Linked DNA regions of Homo sapiens: all the other regions are linked to region 1. The links are chromatin loops, found by intact Hi-C in ENCODE. Cell type or tissue: heart right ventricle. All regions are shown on one strand. Region 1 overlaps ZNRF1 (zinc and ring finger 1). Region 2 has its middle 88 kb from the start of FA2H. Region 3 has its middle 39 kb from the start of FA2H. Region 4 overlaps WDR59 (WD repeat domain 59). Region 5 overlaps WDR59 (WD repeat domain 59). Region 6 has its middle 8.5 kb from the start of MLKL. Region 7 overlaps ZNRF1 (zinc and ring finger 1).

The links. Peaks named below come from ENCODE experiments on the same cell type or tissue, not always from the same donor. Only the 100,000 strongest peaks of a DNase experiment are listed, where the experiment ranks them.
Region 2: it touches region 1 in a loop (3-fold over the local background); 21 of 110 quality-filtered maps call a loop at or near these places.
Region 3: it touches region 1 in a loop (2.5-fold over the local background); 27 of 110 quality-filtered maps call a loop at or near these places.
Region 4: a loop joins it to region 1, with 2.4 times the contacts of the local background. A loop is called at or near these places in 7 of 110 quality-filtered maps.
Region 5: a loop joins it to region 1, with 2.5 times the contacts of the local background. A loop is called at or near these places in 9 of 110 quality-filtered maps.
Region 6: it touches region 1 in a loop (4-fold over the local background); 28 of 110 quality-filtered maps call a loop at or near these places.
Region 7: it touches region 1 in a loop (2.5-fold over the local background); 23 of 110 quality-filtered maps call a loop at or near these places.

What each region holds. Positions count from the first base shown.
Region 1 is chr16:75,109,353-75,113,352 of GRCh38, reverse strand. It overlaps ZNRF1 (zinc and ring finger 1), which reads right to left. Exons shown (of 5, transcript NM_032268.5): 5 at 2,359-4,000. It overlaps LDHD (lactate dehydrogenase D), which reads left to right. Exons shown (of 11, transcript NM_194436.3): 9 at 429-519; 10 at 640-751; 11 at 832-1,489. The coding sequence ends at 997. Among named protein-coding and RNA genes, the nearest start is that of LDHD, 5.4 kb to the left of the region's middle. RefSeq lists an enhancer at 2,017-2,066. In heart right ventricle, CTCF peaks have their summits at 1,733 and 1,937 (motif pointing right); DNase peaks (open chromatin) are centred at 1,239, 1,942, 2,522 and 3,332; H3K4me3 peaks cover 2,905 bases; H3K27ac peaks cover 4,000 bases.
Region 2 is chr16:74,860,841-74,864,840 of GRCh38, reverse strand. No RefSeq gene overlaps it. Among named protein-coding and RNA genes, the nearest start is that of FA2H, 88 kb to the right of the region's middle. RefSeq lists an enhancer at 1,724-1,863. In heart right ventricle, CTCF peaks have their summits at 1,704 and 1,903 (motif pointing right); no DNase peak of the experiment used is centred here.
Region 3 is chr16:74,811,512-74,815,511 of GRCh38, reverse strand. No RefSeq gene overlaps it. Among named protein-coding and RNA genes, the nearest start is that of FA2H, 39 kb to the right of the region's middle. In heart right ventricle, CTCF peaks have their summits at 2,012 and 2,213 (motif pointing left); a DNase peak (open chromatin) is centred at 2,251.
Region 4 is chr16:74,903,218-74,907,217 of GRCh38, reverse strand. WDR59 (WD repeat domain 59) reads left to right here. Exons shown (of 26, transcript NM_030581.4): 18 at 3,118-3,271. Among named protein-coding and RNA genes, the nearest start is that of WDR59, 80 kb to the left of the region's middle. In heart right ventricle, no CTCF peak of the experiment used is centred here; no DNase peak of the experiment used is centred here; H3K4me3 peaks cover 654 bases; H3K27ac peaks cover 1,094 bases.
Region 5 is chr16:74,896,559-74,900,558 of GRCh38, reverse strand. The region is part of intron 18 of WDR59 (WD repeat domain 59); the gene reads left to right. Among named protein-coding and RNA genes, the nearest start is that of WDR59, 87 kb to the left of the region's middle. In heart right ventricle, no CTCF peak of the experiment used is centred here; a DNase peak (open chromatin) is centred at 1,714.
Region 6 is chr16:74,707,326-74,711,325 of GRCh38, reverse strand. No RefSeq gene overlaps it. Among named protein-coding and RNA genes, the nearest start is that of MLKL, 8.5 kb to the right of the region's middle. In heart right ventricle, CTCF peaks have their summits at 1,516 and 1,725 (motif pointing left); a DNase peak (open chromatin) is centred at 1,715.
Region 7 is chr16:75,042,874-75,046,873 of GRCh38, reverse strand. The region is part of intron 1 of ZNRF1 (zinc and ring finger 1); the gene reads right to left. Among named protein-coding and RNA genes, the nearest start is that of ZNRF1, 46 kb to the right of the region's middle. In heart right ventricle, no CTCF peak of the experiment used is centred here; DNase peaks (open chromatin) are centred at 1,703 and 3,673; H3K4me3 peaks cover 271 bases; H3K27ac peaks cover 4,000 bases.

The sequences.
Region 1 (4,000 bases):
GGGAAAGCACAGTTGTCTGCTAAGCCCTCAAAAGCCCTTCCTGTGAGCCAGGTCATGGGAACGGTGCGGTGCTCTTGGGAGCTGTACATGGAAGGAAGGCTTCCTGGAGGAAGAGATGATAGAGAGGGGGATGTTAGCCTAACCTGGGGAAGGGAAGTCTGGGCTCCAGGCAGCTATGCAAAGGCTCAGCAGCCTGGGGCTTGGGGGTGGGAGCCACAGGGGAGGTGTGGCAAGCACACCTGGGCCATTGGTCTCCTGTGTTGTGTCGGGGGGAGGTGAGGGCTGAGGCCTAGAGAAGAGCAGGATTATTTCCTTGTGTGAGGCCAAGAGCTGAAGCCCAGTGCCCTCCGACCCATCCTCAGCCTTGACCACGGTGACCCCGTACACCCAATCAGGCAGGGGTAACTCATAGGCTTCCCTCTGACCAGGGCTACTCCACGGATGTGTGTGTGCCCATCTCCCGGCTGCCGGAGATCGTGGTGCAGACCAAGGAGGATCTGAATGCCTCAGGACTCACAGGTTCTGCCCACCCTGCTGCTGGGGAGAGGTGGGGAGGTGTCAGGGCTGATCAGAGCCTGGGGCAGCAGGAGGCAAGAGGAGGACTGGGCTGGAGAATAGTTCTGTCCTCTGGGCCCCCAGGAAGCATTGTCGGGCATGTGGGTGACGGCAACTTCCACTGCATCCTGCTGGTCAACCCTGATGACGCCGAGGAACTGGGCAGGGTCAAGGCTTTTGCAGAACAGCTGGGCAGGTAGGAGCAAAGCCAGGGAGGGGAAGAGCTGAGGGCAGAGGAAAGGGAGCCCCCTGAGGATGTCTCCTTCCTGCCCCCAGGCGGGCACTGGCTCTCCACGGAACGTGCACGGGGGAGCATGGCATCGGAATGGGCAAGCGGCAGCTGCTGCAGGAGGAGGTGGGCGCCGTGGGCGTGGAGACCATGCGGCAGCTCAAGGCCGTGCTAGACCCCCAAGGCCTCATGAATCCAGGCAAAGTGCTGTGAAGGGGGTCTGAGCACTTAGCCCACAAGTTCCCTGACTACGGAGCCGGTTCTGGAACTTTTCTTCATGCCACGGCCCCTGCAAGGAAATAGATGCTGAGGCAGTCTTCCTGCCAGCGAGCCCACTGTATCTGGGCCCAAGGCCAGAGGGCCCAGAGAGAAGCCTGAGCACCGTGTTACCTCCCTGGCCCTCTGGCTGGCCCCAGGAGCCTTTGGTTCAGTAAACGACCCAGGGTGGTTCCCAGCAAAGCTGCTTCCTCTCTGCTCCTACGCATCCTGTCCTGGCGGGAAGAGAGCGTCTGGGTCCATTCAAGACTCTGATGACACCCCTCCCCGAGGCCTCCCACTGCCGGGGTCCCAGGACCCTTCCCCCTTCACCTGGTGACAGGAACACTCCTTTCCTGGTATGGAACGTGAGCTCCCGTGACATGATGATAGGTCTTCTCCTTGGGGCCTCCCCCAATAAATCTGTAATAAACCTGAAACCCACCTACAGCTACCTGGAAGTCAGCAGGCAGCACTTCCTCCCCTCCCCCTCCAGGGTCTCTGTCCTTTGGTCAGTGACCCCTTTGTTTTGGGGCTGTCCTCTGACTTCTTATAGCCTGGGGAGGAGGTTGGTGCTCAGGGTTCGGAAAGGAACCCAGGTCCCTGTCCCAGCTACTCCGCCTCAGAGCTGAGGACCTGCCCACGGCACATGTCACTCAGGATGGGCTCCCCAACTGGGCCTGAACCGGGCCTCTGAACACACTGAATGTGTTCCTCAGCAGCTGCCACGTCTCTAGAAACAGAGATGAGACTATTTTTGCACCCACCTCTTCATGGGGTGATGTATCGTACCACCAGCTGTTTTGCCCTCAAGGTCTGTCCACCCGAGGGCCTGCCCCTGTCTTGGGCCGGAGCCCGTCTTGAGACCTTGGCAGTTGTTCCCCCCTAAGCCCACAGGAGGGCGCCCGAAATCATGAAGCTCAGATACCACGCGGCATCTGCAGCTCACGACTCCTCTGCCCAGGGCCTGCGGCACTCAGCCCTGGGCAAACCTCCTCCTAGGGTCAGGTAAGTCCTGGCAGCCTGGAAGCCAAGCTAGTCCTCCATCCCCTGCAGGTCCCAGGAACCTGCAGTGCTGTCTCATCTTCCTTGCCCCTCTAGCCTTCGGTCCCTTTTGGAAAGAGGCATGTCACACCCCACGCCCTCCCTGGCCTCCGCCCCTCTCCTCCTCCCATCAGCTGTCAGTGCTCAGGCAGGCTGCTAGGCCTTAGGCAGAGGCAGCTGCGCTGAGACGCCCCAGTCCAACTTCAGTTCTTGGAACCCCTCCTCCGTGCTAATACTGGGCTCCAGCCGACAGCAGTTACACCAACCTGAGCCTGGAGGCTACTCCTCCGTGACGTTTCTGTCCCGTGCTGCCCTGGTGGGGAGCAGAGACCGTGCCAAGGGCTCACTGGTGACAAATCTCAGCCCTCTCCCCAAACCACCCCAGCACGCGTGTGCTCATCACCGAGACAGCCCTCTCGCCCCTCCCCTTCCAGCCAGCCAGCCAGCCACCCACTCTTCCAGGCGAGAATCCTGCAGCAGCTGCGCTCTCCCTCCTGGGTAGGACTCTTCTTTGATGCGCCCTCCAGTGCCTGGCAACTAGGAGGCGCTCAGCAAATGACCATTTCCCACAATCTTTTATTAAGAAAAATTCCAAACATACAGAAAAGTTGAAAGAACAAGTACACTGTTCACTGAAATACCAGCCACTGCAGATTCAACAATGAACATTTTGGCCTTATTTGCTTTGTGTATTTTGGGGGGAACTATTTGGAATTAAATTACACATTTCTTGAAGGCATTCACCTATATAATCCAGCATCTATCTCCTAAGAATGAGGACATTTTCCCATGAACTGCAGTACCGTTAAATGGCTATTAGAGGAATGGTTGGTCTTTGTGAGGGTCTCACGTCCAGGAACCTCATCAAAGTGTGCTAGGCCCTTAGCAGAGAGGGTAGAACCTGCTCGCCGGCTCCCTCACCTTCTCTCCCATCCCAGAAAGGCAGAACAGGGGCAACACAGGATTCTGGAGAGCTGTCCAGATAGAGGATCACAAACATGAGCTCCACCTGGGAAACACAGACAGCCCCAATCCCACCCCCACAACAAGAGCAGGCAACCTGGGTCCAAATTCAGAGGACACCACAGCCGGCAGAGGGCTGCAGCATGCCAGGTAGGACGGAAGTCGCTGGGGGTGGGGATGAGCACCAGCCCCTAGAGCCTGGAATAGCACCCGGCGTGGGCTACAGCCCTGCCCCACCCACCTCACAGCTGCTCGGCTCACCCATGGCACTGCCAAAGCAGCAGGCTTAAGCCGCCAAGGCGGGCACATGAAGCCTCCATTTCCAGGTCCAGGGGTCAGGCAAGGAGATCTCCTTCAGGGCTGGGCCCTGCCTCGCCAGCTTTGCTGGTGGAATTAAATATAGCACAGGGAGACACAGTTGCCAGGCAGAAGCAGGAGGTGCTGTGAATAGAACAGTGCCCTTTGTGGTGACAAAGCTATGGGGAGCCTGCTGTGCATGTGCCAAGACCTGCAGGGCAGCTCCCCCAGCCCCCACAGGGACCTCTGAGCTGCATGGTTTTGTCCCCGCTTCACATGTGAAATATCTGAAGTTCAGATGAAGTCGTTTCCCCAAGATCATTCTGCCAAGTAGGAGAGCCTGAATGCACAGTCTAGAGCCCACGTTCCTGCCACCGACTCACAACAGCCCCAAGGTCTTCACCCCAGACGGGTCCCGCGCTGAGACCCAGGCTCTGAACCACCGAGTCTTCTTTAGTGTTTCTCCGCTGGCCCTGGCTCACGTTTGCCCACTGGCCTGTTGTGAATGCCCTTGCACAGAGTAGGTGCTTCTGGAAGCATCTGATGGAGGGTGACTGCGGAGCCAGGGGCCGTGGCAGCAGGGGGATGGTCCAGCACATCAGGCGGGCCTGAGAAGGGTCAGAGCAGAGAGGCGGTGGAGTCGTCTCCCTCTAGAGC
Region 2 (4,000 bases), 250 kb after region 1:
CCTCCCAAAGGGCTGGCATTACAGGTGTGAGCCACACACCTGGCCAGTGGGACTTGTTTTAACGAATTGCACAGGGGCTTATAGACTCATTCCGTCCCACCTAGAGAGCAGGAATTGATCCTTAATTAGCACACTCACCCTCTGACACACACACCAACACCCCAGCTGCTGTGTCTTCTGGCAGAGCCATGCATGGTGTGTGCTCCCTTGCCTGACAAGCAAAGAAACTAGGAGCTCGTTGTGTGGGTCATGGTAAAAATTTTTGTGTTTCCTTTGAGTAAAGGGAGTAACAGTCGTGAGTGAAACTCTTTTTGATAAGGAGTAGCAACGGAGAGAAGGGGAAAGAATCAGATATTTAGCTGGTAGACTCAGTGGGACTGAGTTCAGGCCTGGTTTGCCACTACTAGAAGGGACTTCTGATGTTAAATAATGAGCATAAAGCGTATTAGTCTGTTTTCACCCTGCTGCAAGGAACCGCGTGAGATTGGGTAATTTATAAAGGAAAGAGGTTCAATTGACTCACAGTTCTGCATGGCTGGGGAGGCCTCAGGAAACTTACAATCATGGTGGAAGGAGAAGCAGGGACATCTTATGTGGTGGCAGGTGAGAGAGTGTGTGCGTAGGAGGAACTGTCAAACACAAAACCATGAGATCTCATGAGAACTCACTATCACGAGAACAGCGTGGGGGAAACTACCTCCACAATCCATTCACCTCCCACCAGGTCCCACTCTCCACACGTGGGGATTATGGGGATTAACAATTCAAGATGAGATTTGGGTGGGGACACAGAGCCAAGCCGTATCATCTAGTTTGTGTTCTGAGTTCTTTTTATATATTTCCCTTATGGTAGTGGTAATTATTTTCCAGTTACACTTGTGGTTGAAAAGCAATAGAACTTTCAGGAATAGCGGACAACCATGGTGTTCGCCATCACTTTGGAAATACACAACTCATCTCAGGGGACTGGTTATGTCTTCCCAAACCAGATATCAGAAAATCCCACTGCTGCCGTCAGGGAGAATGCCATCAGGGAGAATGCCTATTAGCATATGGGAAGGCCCATGGATAAGCTGTCTTCGCAGTGGGCTAACTGGAAAACGTAAGAAAACCGCAGCCACAGCCGGGCGCGGTGGCTCACGCCTGTAATCCCAGCACTTTGGGAGGCCGAGGTGGGTGGATCGCCTGAGGTCAGGAGTTTGAGACTGCCTGGCTAACATGGCAAAACCCCATCTCTACTAAAAATACAAAAAAATTAGCCGAGCATGGTGGTGCGTGCCTGAAATCCCAGGTACTCAGGAGGCTGAGGCAGGAGAATCACTTGAACCTGGGAGGCAGAAGTTGCACTGAGCCGAGATTGAGCCACTGCACTGCAGCCTGGGTGACAGAGCGGGACTCTGTCTCAAAAAAAAAACAAAGAAAGACATGAGGACCAAGCTCCTCTTCTATCATAAATATTTTTTCTCTGACAGCAACATAAATTACAACACAATCTCTAACTACTGACTTTATTTTGCTACGTGAATCCAAGATAAAATATAAAGGATGAAAAAAACAATGGAATAGAAATAGCAGCTCTTTTCTCACTGAACTCAGCTCTTTGCTGTCATAGGCCTGAATTGCCATTCGGGAGAGCATTTTCTCTCCCCCTTGGGTGCTTCCGGATTGAAAGTTCTTTCAGCATTAACTGGCCCAAGCTTCTGGTTGCTTGTGCAGTATAAATAGAGGATACGCTCTTTCTTGTTTTTCCCACAAAAAGCTTTGAAAGAGTTGGAAATCCCGTAAGAGACGGCTGCAAGAGCTCGGAGTGTAATTTTTAGAGCTGAAGGTGTAATTTTTAGAACATTGGTCTCTTCCTGAACATTGACATCTTTAAAGCTGAGAAATTATTAACACTAGGTGGCAGCAGAGACCTAGTGCAGGTGAGCGCGTCACCATCTGAAATGTAGATAAGGTTAAGGGTTAATTCAGTCTAGTCTACACTCACTTCTCTAGTTGTGAAATGAAAGATCAGCTCACTTATAATTCATTCTGGATTTGTTGATGCAATGATTGAGCAGACGTAACATCAGAAAAGCCGTTTGAAATCCTGCCTCTCACCTTGTTGGTCATGAATGTGTCTTACACATTATTGCTGAAATCAGAGCTCTGACATTAACATGAAATTACCTTTTTGTTTTTTTTTTTTTTGACCAGAGTTTCACTCTTGTTGCCCAGGCTGGAGTGCAATGGCGCAATCTCGGCTCACCGCAACCTCCACCTCCCGGGTTCAAGCAATTCTCCTGCCTCAGCCTCCAGAGTAGCTGGGATTACAGGCACACACCACCATGCTCAGCTAATTTTTTTGTATTTTTACTAGAGACTGGGTTTCTCCATGTTGGTCAGGCTGGTCTTGAACTCCCGACCTCAGGTGATCTGCCCGCCTCGGCCTCCCAAAGTGCTGGGATTACAGGCGTGAGCCACTGTGCCCGGCCTGAAATTACATTTTAAAATGAGAAACATAGTTACAGTGCACATATAAATAAGGAAGATGGATGTGGTCACATCAAATCCAGGAGCTTGGTCAGTAAGGTGGTAGGGGGACTCCAACAACATAGAGTCCAGCATTGGAGTTCAAAGGTGGAACTGAAGTAAGGAATAAAAGATAAAAAAAATAAAAACAATGAGCTGAAACCAGGTTCATGTCTTTCTGTGTATTTCACCGTTGACCTTCAAACCAGCCCCATCAGAGACACAGCTCATTTGACAGTTCTGTGAGAATAAAGCTCAGAGACTTTTGCCGCAGTTCGCAGGAAGAACAACAAAGCTAGGATTGGAACCCAGCTCTCCTATAGGTGAGCCTGACTTCTTTTGCTCTATCACGTTGCTTTAACGGCAAGAATGTGTAGCTACCATGGTGGGGACAGTTCACAGACTGTGTTTATCCTTCTATTTCAGATGGGTCAAAGCCAGAGAGCTGAGATAAGATAGGTAATTCATGTGCTGGATAATTGCATCGAATCCAGATGAAAAAAATCTCAACAAATGATGGTCGTAGATCCAGGCTGAAAAGACAAGTTTTACAAAGGGGGTGGGTGCGGTGGCTCATGCATGTAATCCTAGCACTTTGGGAGGCCGAGGTGGGCAGATCACCTGAGGTCAGAAGTTCGAGACCAGCCTGGCCAACATGGTGAAACCCAGTCTCTACTAAAAATACAAAAATTTGCTGGGCATGGTGATGCATGCCTGTAATTTCAGCTACTCGGGAGGCTCAGGCGGGAGAATCGTCTGAACCCAGGAGGCAGAGGTTGCAGTGAGCCAAGATTGCACCACTGCACTCCAGCCTGGGCGACAGAGCGAGACTCTGTCTCAAAAAAAAAAAAAAGGTTTTATGAAGGATGGATGCAAAGTCTCCAGTTGGTTGGAAGTAACTGTAGAAGTGCAGGATGAGGGCGTTCCCATGAAAAAGACCCAGAGGTTTTAGCGAACTGCTTGGTATGAAGCAACAATGTGCATTTATGATCAAAAAGGTCAATGAAATCTCATAGTTCACTGAATGGAGAGAGAAAAATAGCCCCATTTATTCTACTTTATTAACCCACTGGTGAATCATTGCGTTCAATTCTAGGACATTGTTAGAGGGACAGAGTTCAAAGGATGGGCAAGGTGGTAACAAATTTGAAAACTATATACAATGAAGAATTACTGGCCGGGTGTGGTGGCTCACGCCTGTAATCCCAGCACTTTGGGAGGCCGAGGCGGGTGGATCACCTGAGGTCAGGAGTTCGAGACCAGCCTGGCTAACGTGGAGAAACTCCATCTCTACTAAAACATACAAAAATTAGCTGGGCTTGGTGGCAGGCGCCTGTAATCCCAGCTACTCTGGAGGCTAAGGCAGGAGAATCACTTGAACCTGTGAGGCGGAAGTTGCAGTGAGCCAAGATGGCGCCATTGCACTCCAACCTGGGCGACAGAGCAAGACTCCGTCTCAAAAAAAAAAAAAAAAAAAAGAATTACTGCA
Region 3 (4,000 bases), 300 kb after region 1:
TCAGATTTCGTTCCTCCTCTGCTCAAAACCCTCTTTTAGTCCATTTTCTGTTGCTGTAACAGAATACCACAGACTGGGTAATCTATAAACAAAAGAAGTTTATTTAGCTCACAATTCTGCAGGCTGGGAATTCCAAGGACGTGGTGCCAGCATCTGGTGAGGGCCTTTTACCTTCATCCTAACATGGCAGAGGGCACCACATGGCAAGAGGGCAAAACGAAGCATGTGCAAGAGAGAGCTCACTTTGATAACAAAGGCATTCCCATGAGTACTCACTCCCCTGATGGTGACAACATGAATGCATTCATGAGAGCAGAATCCTCATTAATCCATTAACCCATTCATGAGGGCACAGTTTCTAACACATGGACTTTTGGGAGACACATTCAAACACCAGCAACTCTATGCCAGGTCCACGTTTCACACGGCATAAAAGCTGAAGTCCTTCTAAGAGGATGATTTTCTAGATCGGGTCTCCAGCTACCTCTCCGACCTCATTTATGCTTCACTCCGCCTCAGCTACACGGCTTCCTTCTGGAAGCATGCCAGGCCTATCCACCAGGGCTGCTGCACCAGCTGTTGCCTCTTCTTAAAGTTATTGTATATTTAAATAATAATGGGGCCGGGCGCGGTGGCTCATGCCTGTAATCCCAGCACTTTGGGAGGCTGAGGCGGATGGATCACCTGGGGTCAGGAGTTCAAGACTAGCCTGGCCAAGATGGTGAAACCCCACCTCTACTAAAAATACACAAATTAGCCGGGCGTGGTGGTGCACGCCTGTAATCCCAGCTACACGGGAGGCTGAGGCATGAGAATCGCTTGAACCTGGGAGGCAGAGGTTGCAGTGAGCTGAGATCGCGCCACTGCACTCCAGCCTGGGCGACACAGTGAAATTCGGTCTCAAAAAAAAAAAAATGATGATAAATAAAAATAATGGGGTGGCAAAATTCATGAGGGTGGTGTTGACTGTGCTCAGAAATCAAAAGCAATGTCCAGCTGGGCATGGTGGCTCACACCCGCAATCCCAGAACTTTCAGAGGCTAATGTGGGAGGATCGCTTGAGGCTGAGTTTGAGACCAGGCTGGGCAACTTAGTGGGACTCCATCTCTGTATAAAAGAAAAAAAGCAAGGCCTCTATATATGACCTGAGTGAATGGCTCCCACCACGCCTCCTCTTCTCAGGGGAAGAGGAAAATGCTCTTCCCCTGAGATCCACATGCCTCCTCCAAGTCTTAGTTTGTGTCACTTTCTTGGGGAGGCTTACCAGTCCCCTCCCAATTGTCCCCCAGGCTGAAATGGGGAAATGGGTATGGAGCGTGGATCTTTAGCTCTGACCTGAATGAGTAGGAGATGCTAGGTGCCGACTCCTTTCTCTGTCTCAGTGTCTGGAAACTGAACAATTGAGCCTGGATGATATCTTAGCCCCCTCCCACTCCCCACTTACCCTACGATCATGCATGCCCCGTGCTGCTCATAGCTCCTGACGGTCAAGGCAGAGAGTGGATACTGAGGAGACCCTGAGCACTAAAGCTGGGGCAAAACAGGAAATGGACAGGGAAGTCTGTTGTGCTGTTTAAATGTCTTCCATCTTGCCTCGATTTTCACTAAGGTGTTTTTTTTTTTTTTTCTTTTTTTTTTCGCCCCATCTGGAAACTGCCAGACACTAAAGGTTTCTTAACCGTGGGCATAGAATTTATGGGGTCCCTGAACTTGCAAAGGAAAATAATTAAATACTTATTCTCACTCACCTTTAAGTGATACTTGGGATTTTCTTCAATTATGAATGCAGGCAGCAAATAAACCATAGTGGTATTAGCAGTGCCAATAGAAATGGAAGGTATGTTCATGTCATATTACAGTCATTACAGTGACCTGGAAAAGTCACTTGTGCTCATTTTTTCCAAATTCCTAGATCTTGTTATTTATTCCCATCTAGTTCACGCATTTAAAAAGGTTATTCTGAGAGGAGCGCCACAGGGTAACCAGTCTGTGTACAAAGTAAGGTTAAGAGTCTCCATTAGGGGTTATTTCATTTCCCTGTGGCTCAAGCAGCTCTGAGATTTGGTTTTGAGGGGGTCTGAGACTGACTTCGCCAAGCCCGGCTCCGGGTGTGCAGGGCCCCTCGGGCAGGGGGCCGCGAGAGGGCAGGCGTGTCCCAGCCTGTTCCAGCAGCTCGGGCTGCAAAGGGCCATGCTGCTCCCGGGGTCAGCGCCGCTCATACTGGGAGCGTACGTCCACCACCTAGTGGTGAAGCGCGGCGCTGCGCTCCGCAGCCTTGGCGAGGCCCAGGCCCAGGCCCAGCCCAGGTGTCACAGCCAGCCCAGGTGTCGCAGACAGCGGGCTGCTGTTCCTGTGCCCTCACTCCGACACCTGCTCCCAGGCCCCCCTAAACGGAGGAACATTGGCAGAGCCCCAAATTTAAATGTCCTCCTTTGCAACTCTCTTCGGGTTCAGGCATACATGGCCAGGATCACTTGGTGGGAACTATTCACCCATGTCATATTTAGGGGCGTTCCTTTTTTTTTTCTTTTATTATAAATGTAGTGATGGAGTCCCGCTGTGTTACCCAGGCTGCTCTCAAACTCCCGGCCTCAAGCGATCCTCCCACCTCAGCCTCTCAAAGTGCTGGGATTGCAGGCCTGAGCCACCACGCCCAGCTTTGATTTCTGAGCACAGTCAACACAACCCTCGTGAATTTTGCCACCCCATTATTATTTAAATATGCAATAACTTTCTTTAAGGAACTCACTTTTTACCTGAAATTAATTCATATAAAATGGAAAGTTTACATCCCTATCGCAAATGGAAAACCCAGTATACTTTGCCACAAATATAAGGTAACTATAAAGACAAATACAACAAAGACAAAACAATTCTGTTACTGCTAATCAGTTCCAGCTAGGCGTAAAGACTTAGTAGCATCAAACAAAGGCTTTCTGTTTGACATGATTGGAATGACTTGGGGGAAAAAACTGAAAAGGGGATGGCTTTTTTAAACTTTGGCATTCAATGTTATTACACGAAGATCATCCCACCATTTGGAGAACACTGAGGGAGATGAGGCTGAGTCCTTGGCAGCTTCTCAGTATTCAATAACCGCACCTTGGGAGGCTGGCAATGCAGGCCAGGCCCTGGGGTAGGTGTTCTGGATGCTGGGAGGGACAGGTTATTCATAGGCTCTACTTTCAATGGGCATTTTGGAGGACTTCTCCTTTCCTCCAAGTGGATCTGGAGATTCTCCTTCCTCAGCTTCAGTGGGGAAGCCACTTGGTGTACCCCCTGCATAAGTGGCAGGTTATTTTTGTAGTTGGGCTCAGGGAAGCTACAGAGCTGGGTGTGGTAGCAGATAGAAGGAGCAAGGCCGTGATCTTGTCTGGGTACTGGGCATCCTGCCCACAAGTTCATTGTGTGGACGACATATTTCCTCAGCAGGCACTTGTCTTGAGGTCTGTGCCAGGATTTGGCCCTCAGGGTTATATGTTGCTCTGTTTAAGACTTACCCATAGGATTTCCAAAGGACAGAAAGAATTTGAATACAGATCTGGTAGCTTAGAGGGCAAGCTAAGATAATAAGTGAGAATGCAAGCATGTGTGTGTGTGTGTTAAGAACTACAGAACACTTCACACATAAGAACTTTGTACAAACCTCTGCACTAAATAATGCAGAGCACCTAAATGAAATACTAGTATGGCTTCTAACAGCATAATGCTGTGTCCCTAGGATGTTACTAGAGATAAAGAAGGACATTTTGTAATATGAGATGGGTCAATCCACAGTCTACACACATGTCAAAACATATTGTACACTATGAATCCCAAATATCTGAGATAGGTCTCAGTTAATTTGGGAAGTTTATTTTGCCAAGGTTGAGGACATGTTCCCATGACACAGCCTCAAGAGATCCTGACATGTGCCCAAGGTGATCAGGGCACAGCTTGGTTTTATACATTTTAGGGAGACATGAGACATCAATCAGTATATGTAAGATAAACATTAGTT
Region 4 (4,000 bases), 210 kb after region 1:
GAACTGGATGAGAGAACTGTGTGAGCAGACACTGCTGTTTTGCCAAGAGGTGGCCAATCTCTGCAGTAACCTGGGCAGATGTGACCTGGGCCCCATGGGAACTGGGGTTCAGTACTAGGGAACACCTACATTACACCCGATTCCTTATTGGAGTAGAAAACAGTCCTGTATTCTCAAAGGGAAAGAAGGAATAACTGTATCTGGACTTTGGATTGGAGGGGAAAATGTTCCTATTAGAATGTTTTCCCACTGACAGTCCTTTACTGAGATAGTTTACGATACACAAATATGAAGTGTATGGCTTGGTGACCAACACTCATATCAAGATATAGAACACTGTCCTCACCCACAAAGGTTCCCAGTCCCTTTTCCCCGCCCTTCAGCACCCAGAGGACACCACTCTCTTGACTTCTGTCATGGTAGTTTTGCCTGTTCTTGAACTTCATTGAAGTGGAATAGTGCGGCATGACCTGTTTTATGTCTGGCTTACTTTGCTCAACTTAATGTTATTGACATTGATCCACATTGCTGCATGTGTCAGCAGGTCCATTGTATGAATGCAACACAGTTTGTTTATTCGTTGTCCTGTGGATAGATAGTTGCATCCTTTCCAGTTTTCGGCCATTATGAGCAAACCTGGACACATATGTTCATAAAAAGACTTGTATATTAATTTCTGCACCTGAGGAGCAGAATTCCTCAGTCATCAGATAGATGTATTTTTAACTTGAGAAACTGTCCAAAAGTTTGTGCACAGTGGTTGTGCCATTTACCCTGTCACTAGCAATGTTTCAGAGCACTGGTTGCTCTGTATCCACTCCAAAACTTGGTATTGCTAGTCCTTTCAACTTTAGCCATTCTGTTGTGAGTGTCCTAGTATCTCACTGTGGGTTTTTTTTTTTTTGAGACGGAGTCTTGCTCTGTCGCTCAGGCTGGAGTGTATTGACTGGATCTCAGCTCACTGCAAGCTCCGCCTCCCGGGTTCACGCCATTCTCCTGCCTCAGCCTCCCGAGTAGCTGGGCCTATAGGCGCCCGCCACCACGCCCGGCTAATTTTTTGTATTTTTAGTAGAGACCATGTTTCACCGTGTTAGCCAGGATGGTCTCGATCTGCTGACCTCGTGATCTGCCTGCCTCGGCCTCCCAAAGTGCTGGGATTACAGGCGTGAGCCACCGCGCCCGGCCGTCTCACTGTGGTTTTAATTTGCATTTCCATGTTGATGATGAATGATGTCGAGCAGCTTCTGTGTGCATATTGACCATTTGGGTATCTTTTTTTGTGATGTGCTTGTTAAGTATTTTGCCCATTTTGGGGGAACTGTATCTTATTTGTTTCTGGTTGTTATCTATTTTGGTTGCAAATTCTTTGCTAGATGTATGTATTGATTTTCTCTTCATCTGTGGCTTGTCTTTCTCCCTCTTTAATGTTTTTCAATGAACAAATTGTCCTAATTTTGATGATGTCCAGTTTATCACTTTTTAATTTTATTTATTTTATTTTATTTTTTTATTTTTTATTTATTATTATTATTTTTTGAGTCAGAATCTCGCTCTGTTGCCCAGGCTGGAGTGCAGTGGTGCAATCTTGGCTCACTGCAAGCTCCACCTCTCAGGTTGATGCCATTCTTCTGCCTCAGCCTCCCGAGTAGCTGGGACTACAGGCGCCCGCCACCACGCCTGGCTAATTTTTTGTATTTTTTAATAGAGACGGGGTTTCACCATGTTAGCCAGGATGGTCTCGATTTCCTGACCTCGTGATCTGCCTGCCTCAGCCTTCCAAAGTGCTGGGATTACGAGCGTGAGCCACCGTGCCCGGCCTATTTATTTTATTTTTTATTTTTTGAGACGGAGTTTCGCTCTTGTTGCCCAGGCTGGAGTGCAATGGCGCAATCTCAGCTCACCACAACCTCCGCCTCCCGGGTTCAAGTGATTCTCCTGCCTCAACCTCCCGAGTAGCTGGGATTATAGGCATGCGCCACCACGCCTGGCTAATTTTGTATTTTTAGTAGTGATGGGGTTTCTCCACGTTGGTCAGGCTGGTCTTGAACTCCCGACCTCAGGTAATCTGCCCGCCTTGGCCTCCCAAAGTGCTGGGATTATAGGCGTGAGCCACCGCACCTGGCCTTGTGTTTTCTTTTAAAAGCTTTATAGAAAAATAAATAAAAATGAAAGCTTTATAGATTTAAATTCCTTATTTGAGGTCTGTGATCCATTTCAAATTAATTTTTGCATGTAATGTGAGTTAAGGGGTCAAAGTTCGTTTTATTTTGTAGAGAAAAATAGTTGTTCTAGCACCATTTATGAAAAGATTTCCTTTCTTTGTTGAATTTGTATTGATGCCTTGGTGAACATCAATAGACCATATATTTGTGGTCTTTCTGGACTCTCTTTTTTCCTTTGATCTATTTATCCTTTATGCCAACACTACATTCATAATGTACTTTTCTATAGTTAAGTGTTTAAATCTGATAGGTCAAGTCCTCCAATTATATTATTCTTGTTTAGTTCAGGTTGGCTGTTCTAGGTCTTTCAATAAAATTATAAAATCAACTTATTAGTTCCTACTAAAAAGCCTGCTTGTATTTTGATTGGAATTGTGTTGACTCTGTAGATCAATTTAGAGAAAATTGATGTCTTAAGAATATGGACTCTTCCAATCCTTGCGTGGTATATTTCTCCATCGTTGTATGTCTCCTTTAATTTCTCTCATCAGCATTTTGTATTTTCACGCACATTTTCAAAAATTAAATTTATTCCTAGGTATTTGACGTGTTTTAATGCTACTATAAATGAGCTTTTAAAATATTTATTTTCCAAATATTTGTTTCTAATTGATAGAACTATAGTAGATATTTGTAGGTTGACCTTGTATTCAAATTCACTTATTCTAGTAGTTTGTAGATTCCTTTGAATTTTTTATGTCTGTAATCATAGAAGCATTCTATGCTTGTGCAGATAAAGCATTTTTCAGTGTTAAAAGTTTTATTGACTTCTTTTTCTGGAGTTTCCATCTTCTCATTTTGTCTTCTCCTTTTGGTATCAAGTGCTAAGAATAGCACCACTTGGAAATATGACAGGACTGCAGCCAGTGTGGATAATTATCATTTTCAACTACAGATCTCTCTCAGCCTTGTCTGCTTATCACACTGGCTTGATCGCGCCCATGAAGATCCGCACAGAGGCCCCTGGGAACCTTCGTTTATACAGTGGGAGCCCCACTCGCAGCGAGAAAGAGCAGGTCTCCATCAGCTCCTTCTACTACAAGGAGCGGGTAAGTGCCAGAGCCGTAGCCTTTGATTCTTACCCCTTCTCCTGGATTCTTGTTCCTCATCTCCTGCCTGGCGCAGCAGCTAGATTAGTAATCACCCTGTAGCCTTTCACTTTCGTAATCAGTTTGTTCAAGAAAGTCATTACTTTGTTCCTTTCAGTTGGTTTTACCTGCTATAAATTGTGTGTGTATGGGTCAGGGGGCCGTTCTTATGGTCCGTAATCTTTACTCCCCATTTAGCCTTGTCCTTGTAATCTCCACTCGTAATCTCCACTCCCTGAGTTGATTCCCATTATTTCAGGGTAGAATACCTTAGCTTCAAGTCTTCCATGGTATTCTGATGTTTCTCAGCAAATTAAGGAATGCCTCTGGAGTCTTGGGATCTCAATATATTTGGAACTTGATGGTTGTGAGAAGTCTTAAAGTTAATGTCTGAAAGGTTTTTTGTTTTTTTTTTTATACTAAGTCTACATGGAAATACCTATCTGAGTGGACCAGATGATACAAAAATCACCTGAGCTTGTCCTTATGTGCCTAGTTTCTTAAATAACTCATTGTCCCTAAAGTAGTTATCATTAAGCTGTCAGAAACCCTTGGTGCCAACCATGTAGAGAAAGTTGGCAGAGAAAGCTTTCTGTGTTGACAGATTGCAGGTCTGGCTTAAACAGACTTCTAGCTGACATGATGTTTTAAACAGAGTTACCACTGAGCACTGCACAAACTCAGTCCTTA
Region 5 (4,000 bases), 210 kb after region 1:
GCCCAGAACTTAGGATAAGCTTTAGGTATTGCCTTGCATACATTTAAACATTGTTGCAACCTCCCACTCTTGCTTTAGTTTATGTTACTAAAATAGCTCTCATGTAAATAACTAGAGAGATCTTTAAGTTAATAGAATAATTTCTGATCTCCGTAAACAGATACTCATATTGTTAGCAAAGGTGCTTTCAAGAAGGTCTCTCCTCAGCATTAGCCCCTTCCTTCCCCCCGTTTCTCCAGGGTTCCCATTTCCCCATGGTGTCACTCTGAAGATAGTCCTGCAGGCCCAATGTCAAGACACCCAATTCCCTCATCACCCCCCAAACACTTACCAGAAAAAATTTGGTATTGAGCCTATTCAAGAATGTCTTCTTTTTAGGAATGAGTATGTGCTCTCAATATATGTTCTCCTTCTTACCTCCTACAGGGGAAAACAGGCTTCTGCCTATTTCTCCACTTGCACAATGATCTCAGTGTGTGTTAGTGTTCCTCAAACCTATTTGTAGTTCCTTTGTCAGAACTGTGTTGATGTCAGCCTCCATATACCTTGAAATGTGACTAAAAGAACAATGAAATTGAAGCTGTGTTTGGAGTGTGATGGGGTGGGAGGGAGGTGAGGGAAGCCGAATTCCGCTGTGCTTAGGTTCAGATTTTTTAGTCGTTCCCATCCCAACTGTACAGTGTATTATGGTACATTGGAATCCATCGGATGTGTGGGAAGCTTTCATTTTATTCTATATTTTTCCCTTTTAATTTTCTTGGTGTTTTTCTTCCCTCCTCCTGGGTGTAACGTTTTCATGCACAGATGTCTCCTCGCTCTGCCCGGCGGCGTTGGTCCATACAAGCAATTAACGACTTCCCGGTACTGTGCGCTGTGCAAATGCTCTCCTTAACTAATCCTGTCTCTACCCGAGGCCCAAGAATAAAATGCCACCTGCCTGGCTTTGAGGAACCTGAAATGACAGGCGAGCTGTTTTCAGGACCAGCAACAGTCAATTTTTTGCTTGGGGGAGTTCAGACACCAAGGGCTGCCTCCTTGTCCAATCACAGAGTTTCAAATGGCTAATATTGTCAGGGATCCTGAATGGACTCTTTTGGCAAAGGAAAGTTAATGCTGGGTTTCTTGGAAAGAACCCTGATTGTAAGCCGTTAGCTTACCCAATTTCACTTGGAGCATTTGTGTAATTTTTTGGAGCTTTCAAAAGCCTACCTTTGGCATGGGGGGAGCAGAGGAAGATATAAGAGGCTTCCACTATTTTGTCTCTGCTTTTACAGTCCTGGTCTAGTTCACAGAGGGAGGTGCCCACCTGCTTCATTGGCATAACACGGAAGCTAGCTTTTATCCTTTGGGAAGTTTCTGAAACAAATTTTTTTCCTTACCATCAATATTTTGTGTAGACAGTAAAACCTCCGCTGTGGACATCCTCTTTTCCTTTTCTTTCTTTCTTACTCCTATTGGCCATTTCCCCTCTTCTGTCTTCCTCTCCCATCCCTTCATGTTTCAGTAGTGCCAAGGTGACCTCACGCTGTGCAAGGCAGCCGTGAGGCTTTGTATAAATTTCATTTGGTATAAAGAATATTCAGGGGAATCATCCTATAGCCTTGTCATAGAAAACCAGTTGGAATCAGAAGCCCCGATTAGCAAGTACCACTGCTGCCAACAACTTGTAGGTGGAGCCACCAACGGGGCCACCTTCCAAAAGCCTGTCCCAGCCAACCCGACTGCTGAATTTCCACTGATTGTCCAAAAGTCCCTGCTCCCACTGCTATTTAAATAGGGACTCATTTAGACTCCCTGCCCGCTCTGCGGATTATGCATTGCTAATGGGGTTTCTGCGAAGCAGTTGGTGGCTTATTCTTGGGCTGCTTTTACATTCAACCCATTTATTGGCATCAATGTTGCCTCTGATCGTAGCAGTAACACTGGTGGTACAGTCGCAAGCTGGCTATTGGTTGTCATTCAGTGCTATTTGCACCAATGCCTCCCTCCTGCCCCCCAACCCCCACCCCACTCCGTTCTTCCTTGTCCTCTTTGCCATAACTCCATGAACACCTTCTTGGTTTGTTCAGAGGGGCAGCCTGGTGCTCATCATGTAATAATTTGTCTGTCTTGCTTTGTCTCTTTTCCCTCAATTTCTTCTCATGAAATCTGTGGGGACAGGACATTTTCTATTGATGGAGCATTGAAAGGATCAAATCCTTTTCCTCCCAGAGGTACTAACTTTACTGCATAGAGAGGTATCCATATTTAAGCCCGTCAGAGTGGGACTGGAGCAATGCAGGAGGATCAGGGGCTTTTAGACCATGGCGCCCTTCCCCAGTGCAGAAAGATCAACCACACCTTAGCCTCATGTGTCAGTATGCTCTGGAACCAGAGGATCATAAAAGAAATCCATATGTTATTACCTGGCAGTTGCAGAGACAAGAGAGACTCCAAACATTGCCAGCAAGATATTAAGGGGAAAATTTCTTAGGAGAGAAGTGGATGGAACATGAGTGGTTCTTATTGCCAGAGCACTGGGGAAAATACCCTGAAAAGATGTCCATCTACTCATTAGCTAGCAGCAAAGGCCTAAGACCCCAACTAGTATCTGACCTGATTTGAGATTTCACCTCTCCAGCTAGACAGCCTCGTTAAATTAGAATCCCCAGAGTAATTGGCCAGCAGGCAGGATTACCAAGTGACCCCTGAAGCCTGAAGGGGAGATATTTATGTTTAAAAACCACTAACCAACACATTATAAAAAACCGACAGTGACAGTATTTTGCAGCCCCTTAGAGATTTTTGACAATGTTTTGCAGTTATTTCTTGCTGGATTAAAAAAATTTACAGCACTGTCCCGTAATTGCTTTTACAGTTTGGTTCCGGTAGCAACTCTAATTAGGGTGATCCTTTGTTGGGGAACCTCCCTTATGGCAGGCTTAAAGGCAGCTGAGTGAGGTTTCATAAAGCACCTCTTATCCATCCAATACGGATCAAACAGAAGGACCTAGAAGCCTGGTGTCTCAAGAAGTCCCAGGAAACACAGACTGTGATTTTCATAATTCATTGAAGAATCATTGCAAAAAGTTGCAAAGACCACTGTCTATATTTGCATCAAGTATGGATGGGTCACGTAGGTTTGTTTCTACCGATCTTTGTAACCCAAAGCTGCAAATGGGGGAAGAGTCCCTAAGACATCTCTTTAGACTCTTAGTTTTCTTCTGTCTGAATGTGCCTAATCCTAACAAACCCCAAAGCCTAAACACTGTGAGGTGCCCGGCCTGAAATGCAGCATCTTGGTCTGAATCTGGCCTGCCCCGCTATGAAGCCATGTAGCTGCAGGAACTGCAGATCTTCAGTAGACACTTGGGCTGAGCAGAACAGAGTCACGATGCTGACAGAAAGTGACTAAAGAAGTGAGTCATCGTAGAAGGGTGGAGCTGGACAGGCATCGCTGGAATCCAGTGCCAATCTCCTTCATGCAGAAATGGATCCATTAAAAAATGGACCAAGCAATTTCCATATTAACAGGGAGCTTAGAATTTATTTATTAGTTTTTAATATAAAATTATATACTGAAAATCAAGTTAACAAGAATGAGCTTAGCAGCCTGACAGGCCTGTGTTCAAATCTCAGCGCTGATGGCTGTGACCTAGAGTAAGCCTCATGTCCTCATCTGTAAAGTGGAAGTAGTATCCCTCATCACAGAGCTGTCGTAAGTGAGGCTTATACTAGCACAGAATGAGCAATCCAGGAGCAGGAGCTGATACTGTAAGTCCTCAGTCAAACATTTGTATACTTGGACTTGTGTCATTTGTCAATTTCAAATGGGCTAGTCTGTTTTGCAAATGAACTGCTTTGGGCATATGAATCTTAATTAATAATATGCTTTTATTAGGTTTGTTTTAAAGGTCAGGAAATTGTGAATTTTTTTTTTTTTTTTAGGCAGGGTCTTGCTCTGTTGCCCAGGCTGGAGTGCAGGGGCGCGACCTCAGCTCACTGCAACTTCTGCCTCCCG
Region 6 (4,000 bases), 400 kb after region 1:
GGGAGGATCACTTGAGCCCAGGAGGTTGCGGCTGCAGTGAGCCGTGATCACACCACTGCATTCCAGCCTGGGCAACAGAGTGAGACCCTGTCTCAAAAAAAAAAAAAAAAAAAAAAAAAAAAAAAGGAAGTAAAACAAAACTAATAAGAAAGGCCAAAAAATAAAGTGAGTTTCTAGCATGGTAATGAGAAGATTTAGAAAAAAAGTGACAACACGAAACCAAGCCCACCTATTAATGAAAAGTCCAATTGGTGAAAATCTGACAGATTCTCCCAGAGCTCCCCATTGCACCGCTGTAACTGTCCAGTGGGGTTGGGAGTATCCACAAGGCCTTTTGGAGAGAGAGCAAGTCCCACCTCACAGGGACTTGAGAGTGCAGAAGTAATTGCCTGCATTTTCTTTCTTTTTTTTTTTTTAGACGGAGTCTCGCTCTGTCGCCCAGGCTGGAGTGCAGTGGCGCGATCTCGGCTCACTGCAACCTCCGCCTCCCGGGTTCACGCCATTCTCCCACCTCAGCCTCCCAAGTAACTGGGACTACAGGTGCGCGCCACCACACCTGATAATTTTTGTATTTTTAGTAGAGATGGAGTTTCACCATGTTGCACAGGCTGGTCTCAAACTCCTGTGCTCAGGCAGTCCTCCTACCTCAGCCTCCCAAAGTGCTGGGATTACAGGAGTGAGCCACCGCACCCGGCCATATTGCCTGCGTTTTCACAGCAGGGCAAAATACAGGAAGGCCACGAGGCCTGCAATCCCCAAGCAGTTAGTGCTCACGGAGCAGCCCCCACCTCAGTGAGCATCTAGGGGAGCTGGAGGATTTTGCCATCAAGTGTAAGAGTCAAAGATTAGATGTTAGAGCAAGCACAGGATATTATCAAAATGCCAACACATCTGGCCTGATGGGAAAAGCCTAGACCTGTGACGTGGGATTGTGTTTATTCCTGCAGTGGGAGAGACACTAAACCAAAAAAGTTTTATGTTTGCTCAGGGAGGTAGCTATTGATTTATTTATAGAGAGAGGTTCTCACTCTGTTGCCCACGCTAGGGTGCAGTGGCGCGATCATAGCTTACTGCAGTCTTGACCTCCCAGACTCAAGAGATCCTCCTACATCAGCCTCCCAAACAGCTGGGACCGCAGGCATGTGCCATCGTGCCCAGCTAATTTTTTAATTTTTCTAAGTAGAGACAGGGTCTCTCTATGTTACTCAGACTGATCTCGAACTCCTGGCCTCAAGCAATCCCCCCAGCTCAGCCTCCCATAGTGCTGGGATTACAGGCATGAGCCACAACACCCAGCCAAGAGGGCCATTTAAATTCTGATCAGCATAAAGTAAATCTGCAGATTGACTGACCCTCAGTGGCCCTACAAATTTGCCTCGCCTGATTCTCCAGGGATGACCCAGCTTCCATGGTCAAGAACAGACCAAAAAATAGCCATCATATTTATTTCTGGTATTGTGTTTGTATTTCCAGACATGCTGTCTTTGGGAGTTCCTTAGTTGATCTGAAGAACAGCCCTCTTAATTCTGCTCTGTTCCACTCCCCCGTTGGCTCTGACCTCTGATCTCTGCCTTTGAACTTTGTGTGATTTTTTATTGTGCCCAGCACAATGACCAACTTGTAACAGAGCCCAATAAATGCTTGTCTTGTCTGCATCAGATCTCAGACGGTAAGAATAACTGGGCCTTGCCTCTCCACCTGTTCCCGGCCTCTGCTGCCCTCTGGTGGCAGCATGCAGCCCTACTCCATTATTACTGCCCTCGCGGGGACTGTTTTGGAAGCAGGTATCTGTGATTTCAAAATTCTAGCCTTTCCCAATTTACCCGTTCTGTTGACTTACATTCTTGACTCATCTGCCATTTTTGAGAGGAAGTTGGAAATATGTATATGAATAGTTCTAACTTTCAAAAAAGCCATAATGGTTGCAAAATTTCAACTGGAGTTTTCTTTACAGTTAGGTGTTTTGCCCAAAGACCACACCAGGCTCCAATGAATAAATGTTATCTATAAAGAATGCCACAAGATGAATGTAAAATTTGGAAAATTCCAGGACTCTCATCTCATAAGTGTCTGTCCCATCTCAGACACCTATAGCGGAGAGGAAGAAATTTAAAAGAAGAAAAAAATTTTTGTTCTGGCAAAAGCAGTGGGGTTATATCTTCTTTTAGGTTCCCTAAAAATGGGATTACAGGCGTGGTGGCTCTTGCCTGTAATCCTAGCACTTTGGGAGGCCGAGACAGGCAGATCTCCTGAGGTTGGGAGTTTGAGACCAGCCTGACCAACATGGAGAAACCCCGTCTCTACTAAAAATACAAAATTAGCCGGGCGTGGTGGCCGATGCCTGTAATCCCAGCTACTTGGGAGGCTGAGGCAGGAGAATCTCTTGAACCCAGGAGGCGGAGGTTGTGGTGAGCTGAGATCGCACCACTGCACTCCAGCCTGGGCAGCAAGAACAAAATTCTGTCTCAAAAAAACAAACAAACAAACAAAAATCAAAACCTAAAACAAGCACATGGATGCAGGCAGTCTATTTGGGAGGTGATTGCAGAAATAAAGAGCGAGAACCAGGGAGGTCTAGAAAGGGAGAAGTTGGAGGAGCAGTGTAAGGTTGAGTATGTGAGGTTCTCCTACAGATTCTGTAAGGGCATCTTGAGAAGCACAGAGAAAATGTATCGGAATTGTCCAATAGGACAGGAGGCTGGAGCATTTATCACCAGCTTCCACTCCTATGGGTGAGGACTGTCTTCAGTGACATCGATTCACCCTCACTTAGGGACTTCCCAGCCATGCAAGCCAAGCAGATGCTGGCTTTGGCAAAAGTCCTTGGACAAAAGCAGGAACATAGAGGTATGCATTTGTAGTGGGATTCTATCAGTACAAGTTGAGTATGAGCTTGTTAGGCAGGAGCTAGCCACTGGAACTGTGGCTGAAATGAAAGCTGAGACAGAGTTCACACAGAACCTTCCACCGCAATTGAGGCTAAGACCAGAGGCAGACAGAGGGGGCATGATGAGGAGGAACAGATGTGTTTGCTACAGACCCCAAAGGGTCATATCCTCAATGTAAGAGTGAACCAAGAGGAAACCCACCTCCCCAGGGCACTGCAAGTGAAATCTCCTGCGTGGAGTGGGTAAAGGCTGAGGATGCAGAGCCACAAGGAGAGTCCTCACTGAGGTCTGAAGCCTGAATTCGTGCAAACCGGGTGATCTGAAACACCTCAAGCCAAAATTGTGATGTAAAATAGCCCGGTTGGTGGAGCCACAAGGCTCTCAGAGGAAGCAATTAAAATTGTTTTATGGAGAAATGTATCTTCAATTCAGGCCTCAAAAAAATCCCGCAGGTAAAATTCCAAAGACTAGCCAGGCACGGTGGCTTACGCCTGTAATCCCAGCACTTGGGGAGGCCAAGGCGGGCAGATCGCGAGGTCAGGAGTTCGAGACCAGCCTGGCCAATATGGTGAAACCCCATCTCTACTAAAAATATAAAAAGTAGCCAGGCATGGTGGTGCATGCCTGTAGTCCCAGCTACTCGGGAGGCTGAGGCGGGAGAATCGCTTGAACCAGGAAGGCGGAGGTTGCAGTAAGCCGAGGTTGCGGCAATGCGCTTCAACCTGGATGACAGAGTGAGGTCTTGAAAAAAAAAACATAAATAACTTAGGTAAATGTAATAGGATAAATGTCTATAAATGAACTTTTCATGTAATTTGAAATTTTGAAGTTATGTTAGGTTAAACAAAATAATAGATATTCGTTAAATGTCTGGGTCAATTTGTTTCATTAAAAAATAGTATTTTTTAATGAAATACAAGAACACATTATTTTTTATGAACCATATGAAAAATATTATTTTTTAATGAACAAAATTACTGAATATAAATACAAGTGTGTTCTTTGATGCTTACATTTTGTAAAAGATTACATTTATTGGGTCTATTAATACATCCAAAAATTTTATTATGGAAAAACATGTTTTTAAAAATTATGAAATGGGAGCCAGGAGG
Region 7 (4,000 bases), 66 kb after region 1:
CCGGGCGTGGTGGCTCACACCTGTAATCCCAGCACTTTGGGAGGCCGAGGTGGGCTGATCATGAGGTCAGGAGATCAAGACCATCCTGGCTAACACGGTGAAACCCCGTCTCTATTAAAAATACAAAAAAATTAGCCGGGCATGGTGGCAGATGCCTGTAGTCCCAGCTACTTGGGAGGCTGAGGCAGGAGAATGGTGTGAATCCAGGAGGCGGAGCTTGCAGTGAGCAGAGATCGCGCCACTGTGCTCCAGCCTGGGCGACAGAGCGAGACTCAGTCTCAAAAAAATAAAAAAATAAATAAAAAATAATAATAGAAGAAAACAGCTGGGTGTGGTGGCTCACGCCTGTAATCTCAGCATTTTGGGAGGCCAAGGCAGCAGATCACCTGAGGTCAGGAGTTCGGGATCAACCTGGGCAACATGGTGAAACCCCGTCTCCACTAAAAATACAAAACTTAGCTGGGCGTGGTGGCACATGCCTGTAATCCCAGCTACTTGGGAGGCTGAGGTACGAGAATCACTTGAACCCAGGAGGCAGAGGTTACAGTGAGCTGAGATCGTGCCACTGCACTTCAGCCTGGGTGACAGAGCAAAACTCTGTCTCAAACAAAACAAAACACAAAATGAAACACCCAACTCATTGAGGCCTATATAAATGCAAACATTTGGCTGGGCGCGGTGGCTCACACATGTAATAATACCAGCACTTTGGGAGGCCGAGGCAGGCAGATCACCTGAGGTCAGGAGTTCGAGACCAGCCTGGTTAACATGGTGAAACCCCGTTTCTACTAAAAATAAAAAAAATTAGCCAGGCATGGTGGTGCGTGCCTGTAATCCCAGCTACTTGGGAGGCTGAGGCAGGAGAATTGCTTGAACCCAGGAGGTGGAGATTGCAATGAGCTGAGATCGTGCCATTGTACTCTAGCTTGGGCAACGAGAGTGAAACTCCATCTCAAAAATAAAAATAAAAAAAAAAGCAAACATTAAATTCTAAATGACAGCGGGACACAGTGGCCTGTAGTGCCAGCTATTTGGGAGGCTGAGGTGGGAGGATCACTTGAGCCCAGGAATTCGAGACTGCAGTGAGCCATGATCATGCCACTGCACTCCAGCCTGGGTGAATTAGCCCTGTCTCTGGAAAAAAAAAAAAAAAAAAAGACGAAGAAGAAGATTCAGCTGAGCAAGTTAGGTTTACTGGCACCAGATGCAGGTTCACACTCAAAGTCAAGACCATGCTATGGCCATGGCAGGAGGCCAGCCTGGGCAACACAGCAAGACCCTGTCTCTTAAAAAACAAACAAACAAACAAACAAACAAGTCTATTACTATGGATGGCTCAGATAAAGCCAGCGATTGACACTGTCATAGCATCTTTATTGCTAAGTTAAAAAAAAATATTGCACCCAGCACAATTTGCACTGGTCCCACCTCTACTTATTAGTAGTAATCTTCACAGCTCATCCATCCCCTCTCTATGCCTAAGGTAATGACTCAAGCTTCTCCTTCCCAGCCTTTTCCTAATAGAAAAAAAATGGTCAAGAGCACCTAACAAAAAACCATAATGCAAATGCAAAAGGGCAGGCAGAGTTCATGTATTTAATTTTAGGTCTGTTACTAGGTTTTTCTTGAGCCCTGGCCAGGGTTATTCTGGTCCTGGCATGGGGAACATAGTTTGCATGGGTGTGGGTTAAATTAAAAACAAACAAACAAATAAAACTCTCACATCAAGTGCTCAAAGAACATGTCCCTAGGCTGGATCCTTGAGGCAGCCGGACAAGCACCACCCACGATCCAACCAGGACACCTGCCAGAAGATCCTAAGACGAAGTTTGTTTCCCACATTACAGAAAAAGGACAGGGGCAGCAGCTAACACAATAATTATTTCAAACACTCTACCACCTCCTTCTTCTGGTGGAAGTATTATGCAACATTAGAGAAAGGAATTCCACTTTGAATAGGCCCATGGGTGACAGAGCACCATACTAAGCTCTCCTTAGGGAATTATATTAAATAACAGATAAGCTGCTTAACATATTATGTTACTTCACTTTTAAGAATTCCATTCATGGTTCATTTGTTATAAACGCAGTCCCTTTTCCAAGGGAAAGGGGTATGTCCATCAAATAACTTAATTAAAAATATGGCCATACTGCCTTGTGAAATTAGTGGCAGAGAAGTCAACAGGATGAGGAAGCCTGAAAGTCAAGAGCTTGGGCTGGGTATGGTGGCTCACATCTGTAATCCCAGCACTTTATGAGGCAGGAGGATCGCTTGAGGCCAGGAGTTCAAGACCAGCCTGGGCAATATAGCAAGACCCCCATCTCTATTTAAAAAAAAAAAAATGGCTGGGTGCAGTGGCTCATCATGCCTATAATCCCAGCACTTTTGGAGGCCGAGGCAGGCAGATCACTTGAGATCAGGAGTTTGAGACCAGCCTGGCCAACATGGCAAAAGCCAGTCTCTACTAAAAATACAAAAATTAGCTGGGCATGGTGGCGCATGCCTGTATGCCTATAGTCCTAGCTATTTGGGAGGCTGAAGTGGGAGGATCACTTGAACCCAGGAGGCAGAGGTTGCAGTAAGCTGTGCAATTCTAGCCTGGGCAACAGAGAGAGACTCCGTCTCAAAAAATAAAATAAATTTTAAAGAAAGTCAGAGCTCTATCTGTCCTACACCTAGGGAAGGTGACATCTAAACCACTCTAAGAAATTCCAAAGTTTAAATTCTGAAAGTCAAGATCACATTTTAAAAGTACAAAGCAGCTGGGCATGGTGGCTCACACCTGTATTCCCAGCACTTTGGGAGGCTGAGGCGGGTGGATCACCTGAGGTCAGCAGTTCAAGACCAGCCTGGCCAACATGGTGAAACCACGTCTCTACTACAAACACAAAATTAGCCAGTACTACAAATACAAAATTAGCCGGGTATGGTGGTGCATGCCTGTAATCCCAGCTACCTAGGAGGCCAAGGCAGGAGAATGGCTTGAACCAGGGAAGTGGAGGTTGCAGTGAGCAGAGATCGCATCATTACCCTCCAGCCTGGGCAACAAGAACAAAACTCTGTCTCAAAAAAAAAAAAAAAAGTACAAAGCAAGAATGGCTGGCTCCTGATATGCAACAGGTTTCGTGGAAAACCAGTACTCCACCCAACCCAGGATCCCCCATGTCTCTTACATGCTATATATACCTGTGTATATATGCCATATACTGTCTCTTTTATCAGAGTTTATCAGATTGTGAGCTCTATGAGGGCAAGAACCATGTCTTATCCATTTCTGTGTATCTATCAGGACTGAAAATGATTCCTTGCATATATTATAGTTAAATGTTCTGTAAGTATTAGCTGGGTTTGAGTGAATCCAGCACAAAAAGGCCTGGTGAGGTAGAAGGAAGATAAGAACTGTACAGTTTTGGAAGGCAGCCTGTTCAAAACAAACACATGTCTAAAATGTAAAAGAAGAACAGCCAAATTTTACAAGAAAGAGAAAAAATGTTCCTTAAAGTAAAACTGAGGAAGGGAAGCACCAGTTTCCTCTCACAAGCTTCTGAAAAGATAAAACCATGTCTGGTTTCAGTGATAATGTGTTACAGGCTTAGGCAAGAACAGGTGAAAAAAATCTGATAAATGCAATCAACCATGAAGCTGGCCACAGCTCAGGGCTGAGGGAACCAGACTTGGCCAGGCTGCTTAGAAACTCATTGGTATAAATACGGCTTTAAAACAAAGGAGGCTCAAAAAGAGGAGAGATGATAAATGCATCAGTCTCAACTTGTTCTTTATTGTAGACAGTCTCCCACTTCTATTCAAGTATTTTTGGAGTGCCAACTACCAGTGAGACAAGGAGGTGGGATGACACCAAGTATAACACCAAGGGAAGCACTCAAGGGTCATCTTTACCGTCCCGGAGCTGGCCTTGGCCTGCGTTCCCACTAGCTGTTAAACCCAACATGCCAAACCTGGAAGAACGCTAATACATCAAGCATTGGTGTACAGCAGGCC